Regions from separate parts of the Homo sapiens genome. Here region 1 is linked to region 2. The links are chromatin contacts, found by Hi-C or POLR2A ChIA-PET in ENCODE. All regions are on one chromosome and are shown on one strand. The core of a region is the stretch at or near the end of the contact, and the rest is flanking DNA. Distances in the headings are between cores, read along the strand shown.

What was found. A loop is a pair of places that touch in the nucleus more often than their neighbours do. ChIA-PET counts read pairs that join two places held with the same protein, here RNA polymerase II (POLR2A). Pooled maps may share reads with other maps.
Region 1: a loop to region 2 is called in a pooled map, with 2.4 times the contacts of the local background. The contact joins two enhancer-like sites. A Hi-C loop is called at or near these places in 1 of 168 maps with a recorded cell type or tissue (PC-3) and 1 of 50 pooled maps. POLR2A ChIA-PET finds 5 or more read pairs at or near these places in 3 of 52 experiments (AG04450, MCF 10A and PC-3).

Annotation. Positions count from the first base shown.
Region 1 is chr14:53,456,200-53,461,529 of GRCh38, forward strand. The region is part of intron 2 of LOC105370504 (a long non-coding RNA gene); the gene reads left to right. Among named protein-coding and RNA genes, the nearest start is that of DDHD1-DT, 310 kb to the left of the region's middle. RefSeq lists an enhancer at 1,748-2,947. Within about 2 kb of position 2,397, at least 2 of the 41 ENCODE cell types and tissues checked have a DNase peak (open chromatin) inside an H3K27ac peak, as active enhancers do.
Region 2 is chr14:53,535,160-53,541,089 of GRCh38, forward strand. The region is part of intron 2 of LOC105370504 (a long non-coding RNA gene); the gene reads left to right. Among named protein-coding and RNA genes, the nearest start is that of LINC02331, 310 kb to the right of the region's middle. Within about 2 kb of position 4,497, at least 3 of the 41 ENCODE cell types and tissues checked have a DNase peak (open chromatin) inside an H3K27ac peak, as active enhancers do.

The sequences.
Region 1 (5,330 bases), core at 1,147-3,646, 81 kb before region 2:
ATTGTGGGTAAAGATCACGTACAGGTTTTCTGGCATAAACAGACCATGCAAATATATGGATTTTGAGTACCAAGGACTGCAGTGGTCTAGGACTCCCCAGATAACAGAGAAATTTCTATAGCTCAGAGAGCCTAGAAATGAGATTTTCACTGGGTTTCCTATAGGCAGGAAGAGCTTAATGTTTAAAAGAAAAAGGAACAGCTCTGGCAACCTCTTGCTGACCATATAATATTGTTTGGGGGGTTCCCAGATGATGATGCTTATGACTATTCTCTTACTTTGGCATTTCTAGTGAACCTGGGAATATTGACCAGACTGCGTGGGGCAGTTTTCTTATTCTTCACTGACCACATCTTGATAGCAGTCTTGGAAAGAATATATCAAGCAGTTTAAAAAGCAAAAAAAAATAAATAAGAACATTCCTAGGAGAAATATGAAGATGATCAACCTTTCCTCTCTCAAGCTCCCCAGACCTTGGGGGCTCTTCTTTTGGTTTATTTTGTTCATATTTGCTGGAGATGTGTTTGAGTTTCACTGCATCTGTCACCTACTCCAAAACATTTGGGATCCTGATATGCCATTCCGGTAAGATTACAATTCAGTGCAGGACCTCATACCCTTATAGGATGTTTTCTCGCCTCTGGCATATCCTTAGCTGGGTGCTGGCTTTCCTTGACTGAGCCCAGCGTATATTGTATACAGGGATCAAAATATCATATGTACCTCCAAAATATATGCAACTATTATATATCTTTTTTTTTAAAAAAAGCAAACTAGAAAAAAATGTATAATATTCTTGCCTCCATCTCATTTCATCTTCCAGGGTCACATTGCAGACCCAGCATTTGTGGAGGGCAAAGAAGCAACATCTTAATCTCTTCCTCTTGCCAAATCCAGTTTATCTTTTTTCCTTGGCCAGACTCCTCTTTATTTTTTGGCTCTCCCCTATACTGTTTCCTCTGTGATACTGAGACCCCAGTAGTAGACTTCCTAGATAAATTATCAGCTTGCTATGACATGGTTTTGGACATGTTTATTGAAATAAAACATAAATGCAGAGAAGTATAGGTCATAGTAATTTTGAAACATGCTATACGTATCATGAAAGAGTGTCATTAGCCTATTCTTCAACAGATACTGTTTTAGTTTAACCTATTTTTATCCATCTCCCCTCCAAGATAATTCTTGTGAACTCAGAAATGTAATATTCTTGGAAATTTTTTGGCCCAATTTTTCTTCAAGTGATAGAATATGGTTTCAAAAACTATGTTTTGAGGGATGAAGTTATTGATTGATTCCACAGATCACTTGAGTAATTTAGCTGCATATTTGTCATTATAAAATAATGTCTCAATCTCTTGGAGGTGCTGGAAGCCCTTAATGTGTCTGTAAGGTGATTATTCTCTCTTGGGTGTGCCTCTGAGTAAAGCTTCCTCCATTTATCCTGTTTTTCTCCTAGTAGAAGAGTGCTCAACCTTCTGAATACTGTGAGAGAGGGTGTGCATGCATGTGTGCTGTGCGGGGTGATGGTGTTGGTGGGATGAGAGCATAATGTAACACCATGGCCCTTCATGTGCTTTCATTTGCCACTGAAAACAAATAAAGGAAACATTAGTATTCATAATTGTTCCACTTGATACAGCAAACTTTTATGGAATTGGGAAACTTGATTCAAATGATTGCAATATAATGCTGTTAAGAATTTTAGACAAGAAAATTAAAGCATATGATTCTGGAATGACATAAATATAGGAGTTTTTTTTTTAACTTATTAATCTATTTTTACTTCTTCTGGTGCAACTCGTCCTCTCGCCATCCACATCATATACCCGTTTTGGTTTCAGAAAAGTAGATCTACATGTATACAGCATAATACTTTTCTTTAAGGTCACAACATATCCTGAAAGAAAAGCTAAAGTTTAAATGAAATTACTTTTTTTTTCAATAGATTTGCTCCAAGATAGTGTGATCCAAATAGTGGATACTCAATAAATAAATGTCGATTTGATATGCAAGAAAAAGCTAAGGTATTTTTCAAATGCATATGCAGAGTGGACACTTGGCCCCTTAGCCTATACTGTTCATTCAGATAAGGTGTAAATATGGGGTTAGGACAGCAGGAAGTGATTAATTTTCTTAGATATTTAACATGGTCCTTTGAAGGGGATCAGCTTTTGAATCTTTACGATTATATTTATTGCAATGGTGCTTCCCTTCTATGTTTAGACATGAAAGTGAATGTCACTGTTGAACAGTAAACACAGGAGAATGACTATGTGACAGAAGTATGTAAAGTATTTTGTAATTCGGTAGAGAATCAAAGTCAGCTTCAGTTCTTTGCATTCTCAGGGATTCAGAAAGGATTAGATAACAATAGTTGGAACCTATGCCAGAGAGTAACTGAAGGATAGCATTCCTTGAACCTCAGAAACCTGGGTGAAAGGAATTGGGCAATTAAGGTTTTTAGGAAGTCTAATGGGGTCATTTGTGAATGCCATCTTCATGGAACTTGGCAAACTGTCATCTCAGAGATCAAGGGAGGTCACTGATGTGAGGGTTGGAGGAATGAAAGTGGAGTGACTGTTTCCTGCCAAGTATGTTTAAAGGCTCTTGTCTGAAGGTAGCTACAGGTTTTTTTTTGTTTAATTTGGTTTTGTTTTCAACAATATCAGGGAGCTAAAGATACATGTCTTTGTAAAGTGAGCTCTCCTGGTTTTCCACCAAAGTTATATTATATCCAAAGAGCCTATATTTGTTTTCCCCTTTATCCAATGACTAAACATTTATTAAATATAAATGATGTGTCATGCTGAAGATAAAAGTACAATGTAAAAATTTTTTTTTTACATTAGCTTAAACTTTCAAATACATTCAGGCTAGTACTGATTCATTAAAAATATGTATGGGGGGATTTCCTGTTACTCTGGGTAGGCATGGAGGAATTTGATTTTTTTTTTTTTTGGAGACGGAGTCTTGCTCTGTTGTCCCGGTTGAAGTGCGCTGGCACAATCTTGGCTCACTGCATCTTTGCCTCCTGGGTTCAAGCAATTCTCCTGACTCAGTCTCCCAAGTAGCTGGGATTACAGGCGCCCACCATCACACCCTGCTAATTTTTGTATTTTAGTAGAGATGGGGTTTCACCATGTTGGCCAGGCTGGTCTCGAACTTCTGACCTCAAGTGATCCACCTGCCTTGGCCTCCCAAAGTGTTGGGATTACAGGCGTGAGCACCATGCCTGGCCCAAGGAATTTGAAAGTGGGAAAAAGTACAATTACCTATTTATTTCAAGAGTGTTGTATATTTTAGGTGGGGCTATGGCAGTAAGTCTAAACAATGATGAGGAATCTGAAAACAAAGTCATCTGAAGAGAAAGGGAAGGAATTAAATGGAAGGAAAGAATATTAAGCAGATGCATGAGAGCTGTTTTCAAACATCTGATGGACTGCCTAGTAGAAGAAAGAATTAACTTTTTCTTTTCATGCACAACAAATGGATATGCGTTACAGGAAGGTAATTAACTTTATATAGGAAATAGTTTTGAGTTGACCTGGGAAGGGTCTTCATGCTTTTACAAGTACACAAGGATGAGGTGGACAGCTTGTAACCATTGAAGGCTTATGATAAAATAGCAATGTGTTAATAGTTTTTAGCGTGCATTTTGCCAAGTTATACAAAGGTTTGGAGCACAGGAGAACTTGTCATAAGGGATGTTGCCTGGCAGCTACTGTAACCCATGTGTGATGTGATAGATGCTCTCCTAGGATGGTGGAGGTGGGAATGAAGAGGAAGCTTGTATTTGAAAGACATTTTCATGAAACATAAACAAGACTGTGAAAGGCAGATGAACAGAATGAATGAGAAGGAGGAATCTAACATAACCCCAGGACCATCATCTGGGTGGTGGGGAGATTGTTGGTATCACTGACAGAGTCAGGAAAGCCATGTGAAGGAGTCACATTATGGGTATTTTTGAAGAAGAGAAGGAAGAGAAAGGGAGCAAGGGGAGATGCAGACATGCATAAGTTTTCTCATAGGTGTCAACTTGATTTTGGCCATTACCCAAGTGGACAGACATGGTAGTCAGTCTGAGATTTGGAATTGGCTCAGGTGCAGATTCAGATGTGGAAGAAAGCTCCTGGGGGAAGCTCCCGCAAAGGATAGGGAAACGGAGGTGAGGAGGGAGCTTGTGTAAACCCCGTTATAACGGGCATTTAGGGTCTTTTGATAGTTTGCAGAAGTTTCTGAATCTGTGTAGGAGGGGGTTCGTGGCATGGGAGGGTAGAGGGCTACAGGGGTTCTTATTTCTAAATTAGCCTACACTTTCCGACAGGTTCCTCTTTCATTTCAGACAGAGACTAAAATAATAGCAACTCTTAAAACCTCAGTTTGCTCATCACAATATTCCAATGAGCTATTTTACTTTGGCTTGGGCGTAGCTGAAGAATCATGACTGTTGTGAATACTTTTACAGAAACTCTTGCTTTTCACTCTTAACAACTCATAAAGAGAAAGCCAAACTTTTTTTTTTTTAAATACATCTAGCAACAAATGCCTCTTGCTGGATCATCTGCTTCATAAGGTTATCACCCACCCTGTACATTAACCTCATGATTTCTTAAGAATACAGGAGTGACAGTTCAACAAAGGGTAGGCTTTTTATTTTGTTGTTTCTATCTATAGAAATTTGAGTACATTATTTTCCAAGTGACCCACAAAAGGATGTCAATGGAACTACATTAAGACAAGTATGGGGGGACTATAGTATATAGATACCCATTTAATTCCAGTTACTGTAACACCTGACTAAAGCTCTTTTGAAAGAACTTTGAAGATAGAAACAGACTTATCTGTACAATACCAACTGCTCCTTTATTAGTATTATTTCAAGTATGTTCACACTGATTCCTTGCATTTTAATGAAGTTACTCTTTTAGGACTGGAAGAGAACTGTTGACTAAGTGTTGAACAGTTGAAAGCCATTGTTCGTAATAGAGTTTTACCTTTGGGACTGAAAAGCTCTGTTTTTATAATTCTGAATAATCATCAGGTGATTAGTGAAGCTAAACACAACTGATTTACTCCTCAGCTTGGCAGATATAGGCCATGCTGATTGGGTGATGATAAATTTAGAGCAACAGGTACCTCCCTGTCAATTTAGTATTAATGCTACTTTCAAAAAGCTCCTGTTTTATTCGTAGAAAATACAAACATTGAATTCTGTGGTGGCGAGGTTTCTCAAAAGTTTACTTTGGCTACTCAAAATATTTATGAATGTGTATAGCCAGCTTTAAACTGTTTTGAAATATAATTCTTATAAGTTATTATAAACA
Region 2 (5,930 bases), core at 3,247-5,746:
GCTCTTGTTGGCTGCCTTGCGTTCTCTGACTCGGAAACAAAATTTCTGTCTGTTGTATACCTGTTCCAAATCCTGCTCTAGGAGAATTAGGAAAACATGGTCACATATGTGTAACGAGACATTTTTCCCAAATGTAACTTTATGGTTTTCATCAAAACTTAGTTCATTTGCTTTGGTCCCCCGGCCACAGCATTGCAACTCCAGAGATGGACTATACCCCTATGCAAAAGAGCATTTTGTGCGTATATTTAAATTTGGATAGACCAGCGCTCACAGTTCATCTGTATACTTAGATTTCGGTAAGAACTCAGGATCCTGGTGATGCCATTGCTCTTTTCCCAAGGCCTTGTGCTGGAGTGTAACATTACATGAAAATCGGTGCTGTTTGTTTAATCAGAGTCCCCCCAAGGTTAGCACCTGCCATCCTACTGCCTAATTGTATGATGATCCTGTGTGGATGACAAGACCCCAAAGAACTGTATTTGCCATATTTTTCTTGCCTTCCGATGTGGATGTCAGGTCTATACCATTTAAAGATGCCTTTATTTACGAAAGGGAAATTGAGTTACAGACTTCCTGTTGTGAGTAGAGCTGCCTGGGGAAAATGATGGTAGAAAGGTGTTCTCAAGGAGAGAGCCAGAATATGTGAGCCCAGAAGCACTTGGGGTTTGGCAAACTTTATATTCTTTTTTTTAATATTTGGGGTTCAGCAGAGCCAAAAATGTATTTTGCTCAAAGTACCATTTTCCTTTCATTTTCCAAAACCGTGTATATTCTAGGGAAATTTAATCCGTGTATTTTGGAATCATTTAACTCTCATTCATCAAAATATTGCATGGTAAACACTAGATCTGGGTTCAAGAAATCTCTTGAGCTCTTTGATAAGCAATTTTTTTTCTTTGAACCTGGAAGTAAAAATTCTCTTTGAATGAACCCAGAGAAGTACAGAGCATACTTCTCAGATTATCTCCCAGACAGAGTGGGGAGCTTTCCATGTGTCTACTATAAAGCAATGATGGGAACAAGGCTTTCTGGGGGCAAGGCCTTCAGAAACAGACCTTGGACATATATGGGCTTTTCCATTGAGGACTTCTAGCACCCCATTTAGCTCAGTCAGACTTAGATCTTTTCTGTTGCAACAACAGCCCCAAGTTAGTTCCAGCCCGTGTCTTCTGAAGTGCTTCTGAACCCTACAATCTTGTCTTTATTTAAAATTATATTTTGCTCAACCTGGGGTTTTATACATTAAATTTTCCTTTGAAGTACGGTATTGAAATATTATTTGATTACTGAGTTTTTTGGTGCCCTCTTAAGTTTTGTGCCTGAAGTCCATGCCTCATTGGCTTTGCACCTGGGCAGCCCCCTCTTCTTCCTGCTGTGGCTCACTCCATCTGAGGCATACCAGTGTGCAGAATGGGAGGAGCATGGCAGTTGAGAAACTCTGCTCAAGCCTACTTCTGAGTTTGGTTCAACCAGGCTTTCTCTGCTTGGGGACCAGATGGCCTGTACCCAGTGTGTCTACTCACGTGCCCCTTCTCCCATATGTCTCAGTTAGTGCTGAGGCCATGGAGTTTGCAATTTTTCTTTGGTCAGGAGGTTGTCTGTACAGTGCAGAATAAGAATAGAATAAAGGCACCTGTTTCTGGGGCATAGCCTTTTCCCATCGAAATGATTACTTTAATCTCATACAGATTGGAAACAAGGAACATTTCATCCACTCTATTATTCATCCCAATGAACCAAAGGAATGGGAAAAAAATTGTTCTAGGTCACACAGAGTCTTGTCAAGATTGGCTTTAAATTCGAGGACTTTCTAGTCACAGTTGATGGCTTAATTGTAAAAGACACTGCCAGCAATGACTGAAGAGTGCCAGATCCTAGGTTCTGTGTCTTCTTAGGTGCACTGTGTCATTTAATCCTTACAACAATCTGAGGTCAGAACTATTATTATCCCTATTTTACAGATTAGAAAACTGGAGTTTACAGAATTTAAATAACTTCCCCAACATTACCCACCTAGGTAATAGTGGAATCCAGAACTTTCTCACTCAAAGCTCTGGTTCTTATTCATTGTTCTGCCCACCTCCTGTCATGTAATCCAAACATTGGGAAAAAAGGCAGTTTCCCCTCTTTTGTGGGGAATGCTGGTCACAGTGTTTTCCATATTAAGACACTGAATAAATTCTATAATTCTTTCATTAAAGTTTTGATTTCTACGGTTTTTTCCCCAGATTTTAAAGAAAAAATCCTCAGTGTCTAAATTAAAGCAAAGCCAAGTTCTTTTCCTTTCCCATGTCCCAGCTTTCACAATGCTTTTCTTCTAGAGTTCAGAAGCCAAGGGTCATCTAAGCAGCTGCCCCTATCTGGTTTCTGCAAGTCTAGATGGAATAAGACAGATAGCAATTTATTGTACATTTTTTGGGATGGGTGGAGAGATAGGAAGCTCTAAAGAATTCACATTCATCTGGCAACAACAAGAATGCTTGTCTGCTATCCTTAAGATCCAGGGTTTAGACCTACAAAGCATTCTTTGATAGCTCCTGCTCTGAATGCAGTGTGGACCCTGCGAGGAATTCCTAGCAGCTCTGCTCTGGTCATTTCCTTCTGGGAAGGCTTTTCACCTGGCCTCCAAAGCTCCACTGAGACCTGTCCCTAGATTATCTCTCCAATTAAGGCCCAAGTTAATAGACTTCCCTTATTTCTTAGACATCTGGTTTAGAGCTTGGTGCCTTGGGAATCGCCAAGTTCTGCCCTCATGTGGACATCCCAACCTTGTGAAATTCAAATGTGGAGGAGTTCTTTCACTAACAAGGCAGCTTAATGGGCCTGGGATTAAAAGCACAGCGGCCTGTGTCCAGGACTAGTTATATAAGAGAACCTCCAAGAGAGGACATGTTTTCTCCAAATAAATAAGGCAAAGAGGCTACACTCACTAGTGCCACAGCTGGGGAGCAACTGTGAGCAATGAATTTCTCATGCTAACAAATCCAAGCTCTTTGGAAAACAGATGCTGAGCGCTGGGACTGGCACTGGATCTCCCCTGGCAGGAACTGCAAAGATTCAGAGATGGAAGGGTATCTAGAAATCATTTGTTCATAAACACAGCTGAGGGACCGCAACCTGCTTTTATGCCCTGCCTGGGCTGCCCTGGTGGATCTCTTCCATGCAGTGTTTCTATGAGGAAGAAGGCAGACATGCAAGCTTTCTGCAGCCCACGCTGTACAGAAATAATTAAACAGTTTTTCTTAACCTCTTGAACTTTTCATTTATTATTGCCATCCATTATGTCTACCTTCTCAAATCGCAGAATCCCAAAACTGAGCTCTGGGGTCAAGGGTTTATTGTTTAATGGAGATAGAACATTTTGTAAATTGCACAAAGTCACAATGTTTATAATAGAAGCTTCTGGTGTACTGAATCTTTTCCATTTAACAAACAGTGAGCTTTGACATGTGTTCTTCCTACATAGCAAGAAATCTGGGGTAAGTGCAGTACTGGCATGAATGCATTACCAAATCCTTCCTGTAAACCAAGTGACATCTGCAGTCAAATAAAAACATTCCTTCCACCAAATACCAGGAAATTCTAAAAGTATCACTATTCTTCTAAGGTCATGCTAAAATGAAGTTTTGGCTTTTAGAACACAGAGTAAGGATGAAGAAGGCCAACATTTTTGTCCAATACACATTTGTTGCTACAAGTCCTTGGGGACAACCTCCTGTTTCAAATATGAACATGTGTATGGAGAATTATTCCTAGGATTTAACCTTCAAATGAAAAGTGTAAATATTTTAAGAAAATGTATTAATGTTAAAAAATATTTCTGTTGTCTTTGTTTTTGCTAGAATTTGTACTTTCCAGTCAGGAACGGATTTGCTTGAAACAAAGCAAACATCCTCAAAAATGTACCCAGCCAAAATAACCAATGTATAAATACTTAGGATTAACAAAATATGAATATTCTTCAGTAAAGAAACTTGACCAAGAATTGGAAGTCCTTGGGAAATAACAGAAAAAAAAGTCTTAAACCTAAATTTTTAACCCTTTGTGTTGGAGCTCTAATCAATATATTTAAAGGAAATAAATGTTTGTGCAACATATTCTCCTGCGTTTTTTGGGGGGGACTTAATATAAATTAATGCTAATATAAAACCTTTTGGACTATAAGTGTAGTTACTGAAAACCAATGTAAAAAGTGACATTCCATGAGTGATTACCATAACTATTTTCTTAAGTCTTCACAATTGTCTCACAGCACCGGATATATTTTTGGCTATTTTTTATGAGGTAAAAACACCTATAATACATACATTTTACATTTGTAATGGTTCAGGCAGCTTTCTCTGCAAAATTCTCCATTCCTGAACTTCCCTGGCAATGCTCACTTAATTTTTTTCTCACTGTCTAAGTTTCTAAAAGAATTGTGTAGTATTTAGTGTTTGCCTCAATGGACTCTTGCTTACTGTGGGCCAAGCAAGACCTCGCAGGATTCAGGCTCACCATTGCAAATTGGCCAGCAGGTGTCACTGTGGGTTTGGGTGGTAACCCAACTGACTACAGAAAAGAATGACTGATGAAGGGGAGTAATAAGAAAAGGAGAGAAAGGGAAATACAAAAGCAGGTTCTTAGAGGAAGAGAAAAGTGAATTAAAGATCGCTGATGTTTCCATAGACCTTTTCTCTAGGATTTCAGTGTTCTTTTGTACCACCTCCCTGGTTCTTGTTAGCCCAGATAGGAATTCACTTGCATAAGATCTGTTGATTCTGAGTTAGTCACTAAGGATAACTTCACTAAATAAAATAGCAACAGAGATGAGCAAAGTTGGGAAGAGCTGGATTCCTGCAGCCTGTTCCCGACTACTCAGGCCTTGCCTCTGGGCTTCGTTGCTGTACGTTTTTTTGAACCATAGGCCCCTTTGTTTAACCTCAGAAATGTACAAAGTCTCTCAGCTTTTAAATAGGTCATAGACTTGTGGCCCAGAATAAGATTTTGGCTATCCCTAACCGTTCAGTAGTAAAATAAATCCTACTGTTTCATTACTTAAAGGGGCATCTTGGCCTGGAAAGTTGGTCCTTGTATCTCTCAAAGATTTGGATTGCTCATTTTCAACAAAGCTAGCCTGTTCAAGTCACATCTCTTTCTGAGTGCATGGAATTTCTTAATAAATAAAATTTCAATTTGTAAAATTAACACATATTTCTTGAACACCTGTCAACTTTTAAGAATAGCTGGCCATAAAAACTCTCTGTACAACGAGGAATTCACAGATGGCCTAATTTGAATAACAGGCTATAAATTGATTTCTTTTTTGGCTTGATATGTGAAAACAGCATCCATATTGTTGGTGCAGAGAGCAGGCAGTTTGTTAAAAAAAAAAAAAAAAGGATGCATGACTTGACTTCTCCAAATAAGGCATAACGTGTGTGAAATATCTTAATTGTAGTCAAGTTCTGAAGAAAACAAAGCAGAAAAAGGCTTTAAAGAAAAACAGTAAGTTTTCTACCTTCTGGAGAACCTTTGTGCCACTGTAACAATTTTATTTTTTATTTTTATTTTATTTTATTTTTGAGATGGAGTCTTGCTCTGTCACCCAGGCTGGAGTGCAGTGGCACCATCTCAGTTCACTTCAGCCTCCGCTTCCCCGGCTCAAGTGATTCTCCTGCCTCAGTCTCCTGAGTAGCTGGGATTACAGGCGTGCACCACCATGCCTAGCTAATTTTTGTATTTTTAGTAGAGATGGGGTTTCACCATGTTGGCCAGGATGCACTGTAACACCTTAATGTCTTCTCTGTTCCATCTCACATCATGGACTACCATCACATGATGATGTCATGATACCTCATGGCTGGAGACTGGACCCAGGAGGGTTAGAAACAAAAGCAATTCCTCTGTTATGAACATCCTGCAGTTTATATCTGATTTTAATTTCC